Regions from separate parts of the Mus musculus genome. Here region 1 is linked to region 2. A link is a contact called in ENCODE Hi-C or POLR2A ChIA-PET data. All regions are on one chromosome and are shown on one strand. The core of a region is the stretch at or near the end of the contact, and the rest is flanking DNA. Distances in the headings are between cores, read along the strand shown.

Region 1 (4,228 bases), core at 1,097-3,596, 500 kb after region 2:
AAGACAGCATCATGGGAAATTTTATTTTTAATTTTCTTTGAAATTATTGTTCCATAAAAATAAAATAAAAATGTCCCACTTGCCTCTGAGACTAGCTTTGTATCAATTGTAGGCAATCAGATAAAATCAGCTGAGTAATTTTAGCATTGTCTTAAAGGCTAAAATAATTGGGAGTCTATTTTGCATATTAGAATATATTCCTTATCAATCTTTAACGTGATCAGTAGAAATGGGTTTCATTTGAGAGTTGAAACTGGGTTTAAGATAGTTCTTTGTGAAGATAATACAAATGAGTTAAATTATTCCCTTCAGCATGATTCAAGGTGGGGGTGGGGTGTTGAGAAAGAAGGCAAAACTCGGTCCCTCAGGGTTGCAAGGAAACTGCTTCCCACTAAGATCATTTGCAGTCGGGTTTCTCAGGTTAAAACACTTGCCCCTGAGCCATGCAGACTGCTCTTGCGTTTTCAGATTTTTACACGGCGTCTTCTTAAGTTTGCTTTTACATTTAATGACGCACTTCTGCCCTGCAGATCTGCACTTTCCTAGACCTAGCAAGTTTTCTTGCTCATTCCACAAATTGCCAGCTTCCTTCCTATGTGTTTAGGACCAAACAGGAGCACTATGATTGCCACCGTTCACGGGAACAAATTATTACAGGTAAAACTGAATTCAGGTGAGTACTTCAGGCCCAACCTGGCTCAAGATTCCAATTCAAGGGCACAAGGATTCCAGAGAAGCTTGCTCATCCTGGCCTTACTGTGTCAGAACCTGAGGGGCCTGGTGCCTCGTCATCGACTTAAATCTTAACCAATATGCTTTCCCTGCTCCTCTGTGCCTCTGCGGGCAATCAGCGGGTATCATTTGCCATCCCAACACTTCCCCGCCCCATCTGATATCTCCCTCCCAGAAAGCGGAGGGAGGTGTGCCTAGAGGAAGGAACAAAAGTTTAGGCTCAAAATCGGGATCCTGGCTGTTGGTCTTAATGAGTTCCAATCCAGGAATCTTAAGGACCTGGCGTGTCAAGTCGGTAAGCCATGGAGAAGATGGGGAAAATGGCAAGATGTGTCACTCTGCAGTCCAGAACCTGAGAACAGTCCCGTGGCGGGTAATTCCCTTCACCAGGCCCATCTTCCACAACAGATCTGTGGGCCTGAAGTTGTGTTAGGAACAAAGGCCACCGCTAAAAGCGGCTTGGCCAAGAAGCAGGCAGGGTTTCTTGGGAAGCAGGATCACTCATCATCGTTGTCGTCGTCGTCCTGGTCCTGGTAGCGAATGTAGACGACCAGCATGACAAAGCCCATGACGATGCAGAGGGAGCCAACGACCAGGTAGGCGATGCCCAGGAAAGGGTTCTTGCCACCCATCCAAGAGATGTTGCTAAGAATGATGAGCTTGTGGCCGCCGAAGGCGCGCACCGGGTAGTTGTAGGTGATGTTGACACGGTAGGTGCCCCGGGGCAGACCGGCGGAGTAGTTGCCCTGGCGGATGCGCGCATAGAGCTTGCGGAACGTGGGCAGCGCCGCGGTGCGCATCCACACCACGAAGTCCTGGTTGATGAAGCCGGTGTTGTTGGGATCCGGGCTGAGCTCATAAACCGGCCGGTGCCAGTTGGGCGGCGGCGCCGTGCCGCGGAAGGCCAGCGCCAGGCTGCCGTTCACCAGCGGCGGGTTGCGGAACTTGACGTGGTAGTCGGTCCACCAGGCGATGGCGGTGCGATCGAGCGGCACCTCGACGAAGGGGTCCGAGGGCTGGCGCTGGTGCCAGAGCGAGAAGGAGTCGTTGAAGAGGCTGTTGGCGATGGCGCCGCACGGTGCGATAGGCAGACCGTCGGAGCGGAACTGGTAGGGGGCGCACTCGTTGGCCGGGTGGCGCAGCGCGCTGGCCAGGCCGCTGAGCTGCGCGTCGTCGCGGGACACGCCGTAGCGCCGGTTGTTCTGGTAGAAGTTGGACAGCTCGTAGTAGAGGTACACGGGGCCCGGGAAGAGCTCGGGCAGCGTAAAGCTCCAGGAGCAAGCGCAGCCGGGCGGCGGAGCGCGGCCCTGGCCCTTGGCGGCGCACACCGAGCAATCGCCGGTGCCGGGGTTGCCGGTGTAGTCGTACTCCAGCTCCTTGATGCCGTTGGAGGAGTAGAAGAGGCCCAGGCCCAGGCCGATGAACGCCAGGCCGGCGCAGAAGAAGAGCGGCAGCGCGATGCCCGCCGACAGCAGCGGCTGCCAGGCGGGGAGGCGCTGCTGAGTGAAGGCGGTGTTGTCGGGCTGGTGCGCGCCCCGCGCCGTGGCGCTCCAGGTCATGGCGGGGATCTCAGCCGGGGCCTGCGGCCGCCGACTCTCAACCCAGGATCAGCGGCGAGCCTCCCGCCTCCGCTCGCCTGCTCAGCTCGACGGCTGCTCCCCGGCCCCGCCCCCAGCCCGCCCGCCCGCGCAGGTGCGCCAGCCCCGCCCCCCACGCAGGTGAGGCCGATTGCGGGGCGCGCTGCCTCTGCCCCGGGACTGCTCAGTTCCGCCACCGCCCAGGTGACCTGGGACTGGCTCCGCCCCTGCATGGCGCCCTTCCCAGGTGAGCAGGGCGAGGCTCCTCACCACACCAGGCTCTGGCCCTTCGATCCTCCCTGTCTGACTCCTCCTCCTCTCTATTCCTCCTTCTCTCCCTCCTCCCACTTCTCCTCCCCTCCTCCTCCCAGCTCTCCCGCTCCTCCGTGGGCAAGTGATGGGCTCAGAGTGGGTCATCTCTTTGGTCAGGTTCCTGTCTCCTTCCACAGGGCCCGAGCAACTTTCCCCAGATCACAAGCCTGACTTAAACAAGAAAGTTCCACCCCAGAGCTTGCTCCAGGGTGGGGTTCTGTTGGCTTGATTATTTATTACCTCGTTAAGGCTGTTAATCCTCGTTATTTAAGGAAAAGGGTGAGTCTTAAGTAGGGTTTCACTTAGTTTTCAAGCACAAAATACAGTGCCCTGGGAGTTACATTGTGGTAGCTGTATCAATTTCAACGTGGAGTTCTTATTCTCCCCTTTTTATGTAAGGGGGGGATTAGTTCCTAGCCAAATGCTCCAGTCTGGTTTAATAACTACAAAAGGTGAAAAGTTCTGTAAAAATAAAATGATTTATTAAGAATCAATGACTGGGAGAGTTTGCAGCCTTTGAATGTCTTCTCTAGCTGGTGGGAGGAACCACCAATGAGAAAAAAAAATGCTGTGGCCTGAATGTGATGTTCTTTTCAGATCTTCTTGATTAGAGAAAGGCCCGACCCAAGGCCCTGGAGGGCCTCGCTGATATCCACAGCCAAGGACATTTGCGTGTTTGGTCCTAGTTGAACTAGAAGGATGTATAGGCTGTATGAAAACTCCAACCAGCCTGGGCCTTGGGGCTGGTTTGTTTGTTGTTTTTGTTTGTCTCGGGGTTGGTTAGAATACACAAGGGCACAGGGGGCTATGCATGGAATCTTCCTTAGGTACAGAAGTACACTCCTGCAGCTCATACAGTGTGAATAGCTTAAGTGCTTTCTCTGTTATTCGTGCATACCCGTTTATCCAAATCCAAAGAGACTTGGAAAACTAAGAGCTGTTGGAAATATTTTTAATGTTGTCTTCCAAGTCTTCAGCCCTGTGCCGAACAATGTAGAAGAAATGGCAATTAGGCCAAACTGGAATCTTAGTAGTCTAATAAGGCACTCTCCGGCTGTTATTTGTTTGTTTGTTTGTACTAGAGTTATCTGAGAAGAAGGAACCACATGGAGAAGATGTGGGCAAGCCGGAGGGGTGTTGTTCTGTTTGATGATTGATGTGGGCGGGGCCCCCGGTGGGCGGAGCCCCCACTGGGCGGGGAGGTCATGGAGAAGGGATGAGGGCATGCTGAGCAAGCCAGTGTTCCTCCATGACTTCTGCTTCAGTTCCCGCCTCCGGGTTCCTTCCCTGAGTTCTTTGATGATGGACTGCGGTGTGGAAGTGTAGTCTGAAATAAGCCCTTCCTTCTCAAGTTGCTTTCTGTCCTGGTATTTTATCACAGGAATAGAAACCTGAGGCAGGCACGTAGTACATAGGAATAAGAACAGAATAGCCAGTAGCTGGCATGTGGTCACATCACATGTGGATGAGAGTGACGTTAGGTTGATTTTGTTCCATTGACTGACTATGGCTTGGAAGTGCTAACTTAGAGAATGCTACAGCTGTCCTCACTTCTACCTTTATTCCTCTACCCCACAAAAGCGAATCCCAAAGGGTCAAAAAGTTTC
Region 2 (4,436 bases), core at 1,770-4,269:
GAAGGACCGAGTTCTGGTCTGGACTTTGGGGGGGTGAGAACTCCTCTTCTGAGCTGGACATGAGCGGCTTGCCCCCTTCCAGAGGAGAGAGTTGATTCTGCTTGTTGGAGGAGGAGTTATTGTTTTCGGTGTTCTCCCTGAGAAATAGAGGACAACGCCATATGGTTAAAAAGAAGTTTTGTTTTGTTTTGTTGCTGTTTTTAAAAAGTGTGAGATGAAAGAAGGGGGGCTGGGAGGAGGAAAGGGCCGTTGTGCAATCTGTCACCAACCCAAACGGAGGCGCTCTGCCTCCCACCCAGCCCCAAGGGTCATGGGGGAGGTGAAGAGGCAGCCTAAAGAAATGGGGGTGGGGGGCTGCTGGGAGATAGTTCCTTACTTTACTGTACGTCTCACAGTCGGGTGAACCAGATTTATTTAAAATAAGCCAAAAAGAAAAAAAAAATGTTTTCAGCTTTGTATGTTTAAGTACCTATTAACCAGCCCCATAGTTCCAAGTAACTGTTTGGAAGCCTTCCGACAAATGGTTGTTGCAATAACGAAATGATCGGGAGACAAACTGCCCAATGCACAAATGCTTGCTCTGACCCAAGTCAATTGCCTGCCTCCATCTGAGGAAACAATTAGATGACCAGTTTCCCTGCCCCTGTCTGGAGGCTGGGGTTCCAGAGACCTAGGACAGGTCATGGGAAGTCGTGCCCAGAGCGGCCCAGTGACCTGAGTAAACACAGGGAGCTTAGCCAGTCTCTCGGATTTCACCCGGGAGTGGGCCCTCGCTTGGCTTGGGGACCGGCCGTTTTGTAAACTAAAGGGTAGCTGGAGCCGAGCAATCCCTGTTTCGTTACTCCTAGTTCATTCCCCAGCCCCTCCTGCTCTCCTCTCTGAGCTGCTCGCCCACAATCCAGAGCCTCCCACCCTTTCTCAGCCGGGCAAACTTCGCTGCCCCGCCCCGGCTGGGCGCCGGCCGACCCCGCACAACGGAGTGTCAGTCCGTCCCCGCACCGGGTCCCCGGGTCCCCGGGTCCCACTCAACTTCAGGACTGCTCGCTCTTCCTCCTTTCCAGCGCCGGCGGCCACCCGGAGCCTAGCGCTCGCCCGCCTGCACACTCCCTTCCCAGCACCGTCTTTCTCTTCCGGAGAGCCCCTTTCCCCGGAATTTAGGCAGGCTCTGTGGTTTCCCCACCCAGGGGGAATCCTGGAAGCCAGATCTTCGGCCCCCAGGCTGACAGTGAACAAAGGCGAGCACAGCGGGGCTCTGTGCCCAGCTCCCCAACTTTTCCGCCCCGCGCTCCTCCGAACCTCGGCCAGAAGCTCCGCTACGAACCTCCCGGGCCGAGGAACCGCCGCGTCTGCGAGAGGAGAGGAGGGGAGAAGGGAGACTTTTCCCCTTTCTTTCTTTTTCTTTCTTTCTTTTCTTTTCTTTTTTTAAAGCTTTGCTTCCGTGCTCCCGGGAGGGGGAAGCCAGCGACTGGAGCCCTTCTCCTCGCCCGCAGCGGCGGCGGCGGGGCCAGCGAAAGCAACCCGGCCAAGCATGAGGGAGCGCGGCAGGCGGCAGTCTTCTCCCGGCTTGGGGCCTCTGATAGGACACCCAGCAGCGACACCCCCAGTGTCCCCTTTCCAGGGTATTTCTTTTTACAAGACTCCTCCCTTTGTCCAACTAGCGCGAAATGAAGCAGAACTCTCCTCCATAGACTAGCCGGAGAGAATGAGCAGAGAGCCGGGAGGTACTGGGGGCCGAGCGTTCGACTCAGACCAGCTTCAAGACGGAGCGAAAGAGCGGAGGTTCGAGACCTTCCGCCGTACCGAACAGCTTCCCTCGCGATACCAAGCAATACCCCCGTTTCCTCTGATCTACAAACTCCCTGGCCATCCCTTCTCTTCGCCGGAGCCAGCCCGGAGGGCATGAAACAAACCCAACGCCGACCGTTCCCCACACTTTCCCTCACCAAAGAAACCCACGCGCGAGTGCTCCACGCAAACGCGACCCAGTCCCTAACAGGCAACCTCAAGAGTTCATGAACCTTCACAGCAGCGTCGCCGAGGCCGGGGTGCCGCCCCACGGACCTCTGCCGGGTGGCGGCGGGTAGGAAGCTGGTGGCGACGCCTGCGGGGGGCAGAAGGGAGCGAAGGGTGAAACTTCCCGGGGTCACCCGAGCCTGGGCAAGCACGCCGCGTACCTTTCCTTGGCCTCGGCGGCCCGGTCTCTTTGCCTCCGGTTCTTAAACCAGTTGCTGACCTGGGTGGTGGTGAGGCCGGTGGCCTCGGCCAGCTCCCGTTTCTCCCTCGGTGAGGGGTAGGGGTTGTGCGCGTACCACTCCCGCAGCACGCCCCGAGACTTCTCCTTAAAGCAGTAGCTGGTCTCCTCGCCGTCCCAGATGGTCCGCGGCAACGGGAATTTTCGGCGCACCCGATATTTGCCCACGGCACCCAGGGGTCGGCCGCGAAGTTTCTCGGCCTCCACGTAGTGCGCTTTCAGCCACAGCTGCTGCAGTTTGGGGTGATTGTGAGGCGAGAACTGGTGGCTCTCCAGTATCTTGTAGAGCTCGCGGAAGTTGCCGCGGTGGAAGGCGACCACCGCCTTGGCCTTGAGCACGCTCTCGTTCTTGTGCAGGTGATCGCAGGCGGGCAACGACCACAAGAACCTGCCCAGGCGTTCCAGGTTCCCTCCTTGCTGCAGAACTTCGCACACGCACGCCACTTGCTCTTGCGTAAAACCAAACGACGGCAGCATCGACATGGCTGGCGCTGCCGGGGCGCACGGGCCCGGGCGCACGCGGCAGTGAGCAGAGCTGGGAGAGCAGGGGGCGGCTGCCGCGGGGAGGGGGGCGCGGCTGCTCCTAACCCCCTCCCTAGCCTTGGCGCGGGCGAAGAGACCAGTCGAACCTCGGCGGGTGGGAGGCCAAGGAAGACGAAGAGAAGTAGGGGTGAGCTAGACTCCGAGTGGCTGGCGTTCTCTACAGCCTTCTGGGCCTCGCTGGCTCCCGCCTGCCGCCGGGTGGATGCTGCTGGTTGCCGGGGAACTTGGTTTCTGTTCTCCCCGCAGCGGCCTTAAAGCGCGCAGCGTCCCCGACACGCTGATTGGCTGCGAGCGGCGCCTATCCGAAGCTGGCCAGCCTGCGCGCCGCCCGGCCCGGCAGCAAAGCCGCGCCACCCTGCCGCCCCGCGTGGGGAGGGCGAAGCTACCGAGTGCTGCCTAGGATAAGAAGTGGTGGGAGGAGAAGGACCCGGAGAGGTGGGAAGTGAGGTGGGGTCGGGAGGAGGGAACTGGGGTGCTGAAAAGGGTGGTGACCAAGTCAGGACCTTGCGAAGCGGCGCCCTCTTTGGTGTCACCTAAGGGGAGCCTCACGCAGCACAAATCAATGGCTGCAGACGTTCTAATGACCCTCTTCTCCATATTCTTAGCCCTGTCTCTTGCAGTCTTGGCTTTTCCCGGTGAGCTCATATTTAATTACCTTAATGTTAAGATGAATAAATAATGGATTGATGAATAGCTTATGGAATGAGATAAATAATACAAAAGGAGACTAGGGTTCTGTGCTGCAAGCACTCTGAAAGTGGCTTCTTCCAGGTTTGGTTCCTGGAGGTGAAGACAAACCTAGCCCCCCACCCCCACCCCCACCCCCACCCCCCAACTCCTACACCCTTTCTCTTCCTAACTCCTAACACCTCCTAAAGGTCTCAAGGACTCTGATCTGGGCAACATTCCCCTCATTCTCAAAGTGCCTCTAGAAGAGGGATCAGAAGGGTTGACCCTGGCACTGTAGCATAGAGACACCAGGGCTTCATCTGCAATTTAGAATCTTGCTGTCCATAGACTTCTGGACTCAGTTTCCCCAGTTGTACGGTTGCGTTTTTTCAAAGCAACCCCTGCTACCGATGGATGCTGAAAAGCTTTACTTGCCATTAGCAAAAAAAAAAAAAAAAATTGGGGAACCTCATGCAAAAGGCGCTGAATGGGGTGTAAATTAAATAAAACTGCGCCCAGCTCCAATAACTGTCTGGTTGTAACATAATCCTTGCCCTGCTCTGAGAGGGACACTGCCCTCTAAGCTAGAACCACAGTGGCTCCAAGAAGATTAAATAAAGTGTGTGTGTGTGTGTGTGTGTGTGTGTGTGTGTGTGTGTTTGCAATGCTGGCCTATTTTACTGCCAGCCAATGAGATGTGTCCTGCAATTTAAGTTCCATCATCTGCTATTTTGTTTCTGTGGGGAGAATGCTTAGTAAAACTGCACAGACAAATGAAGCTGTAATTAACTTAAGCCTCATTTGCACACCTTGTTCCAAAGCAATTATTAAAAAGATTTCAAAAACAATTAGCCTCTCTAAACAAAGATAATCTATTGTCAGTGGCTAAGTCAAGCAAGAGATAAGAACAATGGGTGGAGATAAGGGAAGGTGGAGGGAGAGTGACTTTATGACTATACTTATCTCTGATTAG

The links. A loop is a pair of places that touch in the nucleus more often than their neighbours do. ChIA-PET counts read pairs that join two places held with the same protein, here RNA polymerase II (POLR2A).
Region 1: a loop to region 2 is called in a map of mouse embryonic stem cell, with 3 times the contacts of the local background. The contact joins the promoter of Tmem30b here to the promoter of Six1 in region 2. A Hi-C loop is called at or near these places in 1 of 37 maps with a recorded cell type or tissue (mouse embryonic stem cell). POLR2A ChIA-PET finds 5 or more read pairs at or near these places in 1 of 5 experiments (Patski).

What each region holds. Positions count from the first base shown.
Region 1 is chr12:73,544,049-73,548,276 of GRCm38, forward strand. Tmem30b (transmembrane protein 30B) reads right to left here and starts at 2,347. Exons shown (of 1, transcript NM_178715.3): 1 at 1-2,347. The coding sequence starts at 2,291. The coding sequence ends at 1,230.
Region 2 is chr12:73,043,693-73,048,128 of GRCm38, forward strand. Six1 (sine oculis-related homeobox 1) reads right to left here and starts at 3,020. Exons shown (of 2, transcript NM_009189.3): 1 at 2,175-3,020; 2 at 1-137. The coding sequence starts at 2,734. It overlaps Gm51264 (predicted gene, 51264), which reads left to right and starts at 2,193; the gene lies at 2,193-2,256.